2 separate regions of the Mus musculus genome follow, and region 2 is linked to region 1. Evidence: chromatin loops called from intact Hi-C (ENCODE). Cell type or tissue: heart. All regions are shown on one strand. Links, peaks and the distances in the headings refer to the core of each region. The heading gives the core; the rest is flanking DNA. Region 1 has its middle 110 kb from the start of Gm4802. Region 2 overlaps Gm31494 (a long non-coding RNA gene).

The links. Peaks named below come from ENCODE experiments on the same cell type or tissue, not always from the same donor. Only the 100,000 strongest peaks of a DNase experiment are listed, where the experiment ranks them.
Region 2: a loop joins it to region 1, with 2.6 times the contacts of the local background. A loop is called at or near these places in 3 of 42 quality-filtered maps.

Annotation. Positions count from the first base shown.
Region 1 is chr16:49,520,175-49,524,573 of GRCm38, reverse strand. No RefSeq gene overlaps it. Among named protein-coding and RNA genes, the nearest start is that of Gm4802, 110 kb to the right of the region's middle. In heart, for the core only: no CTCF peak of the experiment used is centred there; no DNase peak of the experiment used is centred there; H3K27ac peaks cover 991 bases.
Region 2 is chr16:49,615,326-49,619,724 of GRCm38, reverse strand. All of the region lies in intron 2 of Gm31494 (a long non-coding RNA gene), which reads left to right. Among named protein-coding and RNA genes, the nearest start is that of Gm31494, 27 kb to the left of the region's middle. In heart, for the core only: no CTCF peak of the experiment used is centred there; no DNase peak of the experiment used is centred there; H3K27ac peaks cover 240 bases.

The DNA of each region.
Region 1 (4,399 bases), core at 107-4,106:
AAGAATGCATGGACCCAGGATTCTGACTCAACAGGAAAGACATACTTTTGTTCTTCTCAAATCAACAGCCATGGCTGAAAACCAGCAGCAGAAGAGTAGACACATAGGAACTATGTTTCCCTGTGGGACACTTACAAGTTCCTAATCTTTTGTTGATTTATAGCAGTTTTCCTTGGCATCAGAGAAACAAAGGAAGACAAATTTCCAAACTGAAGAAGTGAGACACGTGAACAATATGGAGAAGTCATGGAACGGCTTTGGATCCAGGTCATACTTGGTACCTCCCACAGTGAGTGACCTTAGACTCTTCTCAGAGAACTTTACTAAGAAAAGAAACCTATATTTGTATTCTTCTTAAACTGAGATTTCGCCCCCCTCCCGCCCTCCCAAGGGACACCTGTGAGTTGTCACAAAACACCCTGCCTTATAGTTCAAGGGCCATTCTTATTGATACAAAGGGATAGACTGAATGGACCTAGCATTGACCTTTAACAGTTCAAAACCACATGCTAATATAAAGAAAGTCGGCCCAAGCGTGATGGCACAGGCCAGCAATCACAGCATTCAGGCAGTCACGTAATAAGGCAAGGTGTTTATGGTTTGGATTTGGAATGGTCCCCACCAACTCATGTTTCAAATGTTTAGGTTCAGGTTTTCTATTTCAAATGTTTAGGTCCAGGCTGTACACTGTTTTGAAGGCTGTAGATCCTTTAGTGGAGTCTGTGCCCAAGGTCCTGAAATAATGACTTGAAGACTGAATTATTTATGAGTAATTGCCTACACCTGAGGCTTGGCTTGTTTGTTAGCTTATGACTCTTATCTTGTTTATTCTAAGTCTCAGTATATGGTTAGTTACCTCTCCTCAGGTTCATGTAACCATCTTCCTCAGAGTTTGAGGTGAATCTCCTCCTAAGCCCAACTCTATCCCAGAATCCTCTCTCCCTGCCAGAACTCCCACCTCTTATTTCCTTTCTAAGCTAATAAGACACCAGCTTTTTTTATTGACAGATAATGCTTCCATATAGCACACAAGAGAGTCTCTCTGTATCTACCTACTCTTACTTCTAGTCACATTTTCTCTGAATATTCTCTCTTATCCTGTTTACAAAATGCTTGTGCAATTTTCTACCACAGTGGACAGAGCTGCCCCTGCCTACTGTCATGCATTTTCATCTCTGTATCACAAAAGTAACTAAAATACAGGAGAAGTGCACATTTGAGGCTAGCCTGGGCTATCATAGTGAGTTTGAGGCCAGTCTAGCCTACATGGTAAAATCTTGTCTAAAATACAAAATTAAACGAAACATGTACTGAAAGAAGAGATGTGGATGTCCTTGTAGTGTAGCTTTCAAATTATATGGCCTACCCTAATATCTTCCACAAAGTAGGTCACTCAATCAGTGTTTTTTGACTTGACGTCAGAAAATCATTTCACGTTGAATGGCTCTACTCTAAGCAGACACTTGGACATAATTAAGAAGCACACCTCATTACAGCACATTCCAAACTGTAATGAAGAAACAAAGAGGAGATACAATGGGAAAGTAGTGCATTCTTTGGGACAATACCCTCTCCTCCCAAATTATAGTGTTGTTGTTGTTGATATTCTTCATAATGAATGTGTTTAAAGAAGAAAACAATACGAATAATCAATGAGAAAATAAAAGGAAAACCCAGGCATTAACAAGCATCAGTTTACTCCTTCAGCATGGCAGCTTTCTCACCCTGCGGAAGACAGAGTAGCAAGCTTTCATTTTTTTCTGGGTGTTTCCTTAGCTACGTACACCATGGGCTCATTCCTCAGTGCCTTTGATAGACCCCATATGCTCTAAGTAAGTGTCAGACAGACTCATCTCAGAAAAGAAGAACCACTTATCTAGTAATAAAAGCCATGCAAGCAGTTCATTTCATCTTAATTAGCCCAAGATGATGCTTTTGAAGTGCCCTGCTTTCTTATCAACACCGTGCCTCCTGCTGCATGGGAAGGAGGTTTTGACGTCTCTAACAACTCAGTCTCAAGAACCAGAATTGAGACCCACACTGCCTGGCCCTGTGCTGTCAAGGGATCTATAACAATGTGTGCCCACACAGATTTCCCTTCCTTCTGGATAAGTTATTCTTGCAATGTGAGAGGACTAGGCAGTGACACCTAGTCTCTCTGCTCAACACCACAATGTATCTACCTACTATATGTAAGGAGGCCACTAGGCATTAGCATGTGAGCAAGAGAATCTCTCTTTTATTAGGAAATCCAACTAGAAAGTAAAGGTAGAAAATAAGGTATAACATTGAAATGTAAATGAATGGCCATATCATTAGTTCAGGGGTACATTGAATCCCTATTTCTGCCCCTCTTTCTCCAGTTGTTTGCTGAAGACCAGGAGTGGGTATAGAGGATACATCTAGACAGTTCAGAGATGCCTCTTTCATATTTTTTATTGATACCTGACACTTGGAATCCTCAGTGGCCTGGAGAGAGAGAGAGAGAGAGAGAGAGAGAGAGAGAGAGAGAGAGAGAGAGAGAGAATAACCAGAAAACAAGAGTCAAAATGTCCCCAGTCTAATTAGTGAGCATCCTGTACAGTCTGCTGGTGGGATAGCCACTCTGAGCCTCTCCCAGTCACTTCATTTACACATTGTTCTCACTCAGCCTCTCACAGGAAGGCATCTTTCGGAAAGTGCTGCAAACACTACGTGTGAAAAGATAAAGATGGTATAAATAGCTTTCCAATTCTTCTTGCAGTTTGCTGGCTCTCATTTTGTTCTCCACAAGCTCTGGATATGAATAGAGCCAAACAGAAAGCATAAGAGCCTGAGGACATAGAGCCTGTGCCTGCTGCTCAAGGAAATCAAAGTCAGAGAAACCTTCATGGTTTCCCAACACACCCTTTCAGACCGGAAGTGCTCCCTGCGGCGGGTAGTGTCCAGTCATACTGCAGAGAATGGCTTTCCCAAACAGTTGATAAATCTGCTGTTTTATACCATTCTCCACCCTTCATATTTCTCTCTGGACCTCTGGATTGTGCTGGAGCTGCGAGTCCATGTTGCTTGGCAGATTTCATGCCTGTAAGAAACCATGACCTCAGGTCACACACTGGTAACAAAGCTGCCAAACATTTGCCAACTGGAAAATCAACTGAAAGAATGAAATAGCCAAGGAAGATATATGTCATTCTCTTTCTGATAGGGGCCACCCAGTGCAGTCTCTCTGGGAGAACTCCCTCACCAAACAAGAGTCCACTGAACTATGTGAACTCATAAAATGACTGTGAAGACTCGAGGGAATGTGAGAGGTTACTTCAAACACAGGAGGTAAGTTGCCTTTCTTAAAGTGCAACAATGCAAACCCCCCACCACATGCACGTCTGCTCTGCATGGGTGTCCCTAAGTCAAGCTCACACAGCAAGCTTGCGTGCAGAAGGCTTAGGATTCTATTCCACATGGTCGGATCCCAAGCTTCCTCACCTTCAGTTCAGACTGTTTGAATCAGTCTCCAGATCTATGTTACATACAGGTCACATGCAGGCCTACAGCCCTGCTTTGTAAGAAAGGCGCAGTGAGGAACTTCCTATCACCTTATAGAGTCAGAAAATGGATAGTACATTAACTCAATACTTCCCTTTCTGAGCACCACGCTCCAGTGCTAAGGACAGAACAATGGACAAAACAGACACAAATCTCTTCCCGGTATGAGCCTGCTTTCTCAGGAGGGGAAGCAAACCAATCGAAGTGAAATATAGAATATATTGGATGAGGTCAGTTGTTAGGTAGAAAAATAGGCAGAGAAGGGGGCAGAGCCTTGGTGGAAGAGGCTGAGGGCTGCTGCTCTTGCTGGGATCATTCATGTTCCACTTCCTTTATTCTCCTTGAACCAGATGTCACCCCTCCATTTGGCATCTCTGACTGTTATTTCAGTAACGAAGCCTGGCATCCTGAGGCATGAGTGGGCCTCTTCAGACTGACCCCATTCTTGCTCTTGTCTCTTAAACTACTCAAGCAAAACTGCCCTCTTTGGTTCTCTCAAGGAAGGTGTAACTGGGCGGGTAGGTCAGCATGTGTGTAGTTTTCTCATGAATAAGCTGTAAAACCGTCTTTGTGTAGCCATTTTGGGCATCTCCCTTCTAGGAAATTAACACATAATTCTGTTAGCACATTGATTGCAATCTCCAGCTATTGCCTGAAAGATTTGTTATTGGTGCTTTGATTTAAAAACGATTCACCACCTCAGAGAGAATGGTGCTTTTACTAAACTGAATCCTGCAGGTGAGATAGTCTGATCTGTCATATGTGTCTAATGAGTGAGGACGGTTTGACCACACACCTCCGAAGTCTACTTGTTTGTTGGAAATGGAATCCCCCAAATCATACACTAACAATCTTTGCAAGAGTGGGCTTTTGA
Region 2 (4,399 bases), core at 280-4,279, 95 kb before region 1:
AGGAACACTCCTCCATTGTTGGTGGGATTGCAAGCTTGTACAACCACTCTGGAAATCAGTCTGGCGGTTCCTCAGAAAATTGGACATAGTACTACCGGAGGATCCCGCAATACCTCTCCTGGGCATATATCCAGAAGATGTTCCAACCAGTAAGAAGGACACATGCTCCACTATGTTCATAGCAGCCTTATTTATAATAGCCAGAAGCTGGAAAGAACCCAGATGCCCCTCAACAGAGGAATGGATACAGAAAATGTGGTACATTTACACAATGGAGTACTACTCAGCTATTAAAAAAATGAATTTATGAAATTCCTAGGCAAATGGATGGACCTGGAGAGCATCATCCTGAGTGAGGTAACCCAATCACAAAGGAACTCGCACAATATGTACTCACTGATAAGTGGATATTAGTCCAGAAGCTTAGGATACCCAAGATATAAGATACAATTTGCTAAACGCATGAATTTCAAGAAGAACGAAGACCAAAGTGTGGACACTTTGCCCCTTCTTAGAAATGGGAAAAAAACACCCATGGAAGGAGTTACAGAGACAAAATTTGGAGCTGTGACGAAAGGATGGACCATCTAGTGATTGCCATATGCAGGGATCCATCCCATAATCAGCTTCCAAACGCTGACACCATTGCATACACTAGCAAGATTTTGCTGAAAGGACCCAGATATAGCTGTCTCTTGTGAGACTATGCTGGGGCCTAGCAAACACAGAAGTGGATGCTCACAGTCAGCTATTGGATGGATCACAGGGCCCCCAATGGAGGAGCTAGAGAAAGTACCCAAGGAGCTAAAGGGATCTGCAACCCTATAGGTGGAACAACAATATCAACTAACCAGTACCCGGGAGCTCTTGTCTTTAGCTGCATATGTATCAAAAGATGGCCTAGTCGGCCATCACTGGAAAGAGAGGCCCATTGGACTTGCAAACTTTATATGCCCCAGTACAGGGGAACGCCAGGGCCAAAAAGGGGGAGTGGGTGGGTAGGGGATTGGGAGTGGGTGGGTATGAGGGACTTTTGGGATAGCATTAGAAATGTAAATGAGCTAAATAACTAATAAAAATACATTAAAAAATAAAAATCATATAAGGGATGCTGAAGTAAAAAACAAAAATCAACAACAACAAAACAACAACAACAACAACAAAAACTCCAATGAGGGGGCTCAATATGGAACCAAGATGCATTGTGGAGATCTAGTAGTTTATTAGAAAAGCTATTAGTACCAAGGAAAGATGGATGAACAGATTACAGCAAGGCAGAGGGGTTCTGAGCTGCGTTCAGGCTTCAGCACCAGAGATAGGCAATAGGGCGGGGCCTTGGGGAGAGGAATAAGGACCCACATAGATCTTATATGTTTCTGAGGTTGAGGGTGGTGAGCATACATCTCTAGCTGGGCTCTCGGATTCCCTTCCAGGAGGCAAGGAAGGGACAAGTGCCCACCAATATTTTGTTTCATGTAAACTCAGTTCCAGTTCTGTAGGTGAGAGATCTGGCAGCCGGAAGTCTGTTAGCTAGAGACTCACAGGTCTCAGTAGGGTACATGTCAGCATGTACGAGGACATTCTTGTGCCTAGGAGTCTGGAGTAAGTCTTCACCATTGGTCCAACTAAAACTTCTTTGGAACTCTGCTGATATCTGAGACCTTTCTTCCCTGTCTCACATCACAGGTTCATCCTGTCCTCTAGAACCACTTCCTTCCCCTAATGAGTGTTCCCTCAATATTACCTGCTGCATCAGTACATCTGCTTCTCAAAAGAACCCCAAGTATGGCATGCATTCAGCAAGCGACTATTAAAACCCATGAACTCTATTGGTGGCAACCCTGTGTCTACCAGCGCTCTGATCTCTTATGGACTAGATGTTCTTTGGGAGAGGAAATCCCTAGAGGAAACCACTGAAATATGCTAATCGAAGTACTCGTAGAGTCACAGGCTTCTATTACATTTCTATGCAGGAACAGATGTGTTTGTTCATTCACAGGTGAAAACATGTTCTGAACATCTCTTATGCTAGTTAGCAAGTCCTTCAATATTGATAGAATTAATCGTCATTAAGGCACTTGTATTAGCAGCTTCTACAGCGCAGTCTCCGAATGCATGTTCTGAACAGATATTCATCAGTTGTCCTTGGGGAGTAGAGGAAAAGCAACGCATGCACTGATCACATGAGCTGTGGCGTTAGCTGCATGCACTCATCACGTGGGCATTATATAATGTGATAATGTATATATCACATTAGTATATAATGTGAACTTGACTTATGTCAGTGAACTCCGTCTCTCGTGGTAAAATGGCACTTTGCACAAGCATTAAATATGAAAGGCAAATTTCGGTTTCTATTTTTATAACCTATAGATTTCTGGTTTAACGAGATCTTTATATTTTTATACACTACTTTTTATCCAAATCTCTACAAGTAGTATTATTGTGTTGCCAAGTCATACAGGGAGTTTCAATTTGGACTCTGGGCATGGCTGTCTGCACAGGCTTCATTCCTTTCATTGTTTATTTTCTATAGGTGAAGTGATGTGTAAAACATTAAGTGTACAATCCAAAAAGTGATAGATGACTTTTGAATCATCCACAGAAGTTATGTTCCAAAATTTAGAATCTCCCCGAGAGCAGAATTTAGGATGTCTCTTTAGCTTTCTCATGGTTTCTTGGTAGGTTCATGATAAGGTGGGTGTGTTTCTACATGTAATATATAAAAAAATTACATTTGGAAAAAAATCTTAAATTCAGTTTTATGAAAAGAATATGGGTGTTACTTTTACGTGAGAGTATCCAGGGTAAGATGAACTGGGTCCTGTGAGTTTATAAGAGTTACAGATATGTAGGAGAGACCCTGAGTTGAATTTTAGGAAATTTCAACCCAATTATCAATGATGAGTTTGAAACAAACAAACAAACAAACAAACAAACAATACAAAGCAAGTACTAAGCACAGATTGGTAGGGCTGTCCTGCATCCCTTGTTTCTAAGCTCCCAGGATCCTTTTCCTACTCTCGGAAGTAAGCCAGAGCAGAACACTTTGCAGAGGAAGATAAATGTTCTGTACAGCGGGCTTTGCCAGCGAGACCTGGAAAAGACAGCAGGAGATTTTTAACCTGTTCTCAAGATCACCAGCTTCTTATGTGGGCCTGCCTGTCCAGAGCTTTCCCCCAGGCGTTTGAAAAATGGTTCTATCACCAGACAGTCTGTCTGTCTCCATTCACCCTGCTCTATTCTGGGCTGTTTTCCAGACCACACGTTCGGATGTCTGCTTTCTCTCCTGGAGATCATTGGCCTGTGGGGACTGCTCTTTCCCAGGCCATTCCTTCTCTCCTTTCTTGTTTTTACATCCTCTTTGGCGGAGCGCTTTCTGCGGCTTCTTCCGCAAGGGGACGATGGTTATTTTCTGAAGACTGTGTAAGTCTGAACATGTCGTTCTGCCCTCATACGCTTTGAGTTGGAGGTAATTCTGGCTTAGATGTCATCTTCCACTAGAATGCCCCATGGCACGGTATTTCCCTTTGGCTTGAAAGTCACGCTGTTGTGAAGGGGAAAGCCATTATGATCCGCGATCTTTTTCTTCCAGGGAGTATGTAGAGTTTTTTCCCCCTTGTGTTCTGAAATATCAGAATGAAGACTCTTGAGTTTTTCCATCGACTGCTTCTGTTCAGTAAGGTTTTTCCTGTCTTTGTATTTTAATAATAGAAACTTTACTTTATACCTTCTGGGAATTTTGGGTAGTAGTTTATCATCACTTTCTGTTCTCTTTCTCTTTCTCTTCTTTCTGCCCCTCCCCCAGCTTTTCGGAAGCTGTCAGCAGCGTTCCTTTTCTCCGATTTTGTGCCTCCGTATCTTTTTCCTCTACTGTCAAGCAGCCTTCCTCTGCTTTCTCCTTTCCTAGTGATTTCAGCGCTGCTCTTGTTTCCAATCTTGAAACACGTGATGTGCTCCTTACACTGGAGGCAGCATTTTTATTCTCCCTGGGGATGTTCACGGCAGTTTTGTCTCAGGCAGTCCCATATTTGTTGATTTCGTGCCTACATATTTGTTTAACTCAGGGTGTCTTTTGATGGAAGATACTCTCGTGTTTTAATTTCTGTCTTCCACGATAGCTTCCCTCCTGGTACCTGGAAGTCACTGCATCGTCTTAGTATTAAGAACGGGAATCTGAGACGCTCATAGAAGGCTACAGGAGCCTGTACTCTGGACCACGCTTCTCATCCGGGTTTGTTACAGGAGGTTCAGGCAGGGGAGTGCCAAATACCCCTCTATTCAGCAGTGGATTCGTTAACTATTCGATCTTATTAACGCGGATATTCACGTTTTTAGGTTTTTATTTTCTGTAGGGAACAAGCCTCCAGATATCTCCCAGAGTGGGCACAATGGCTTG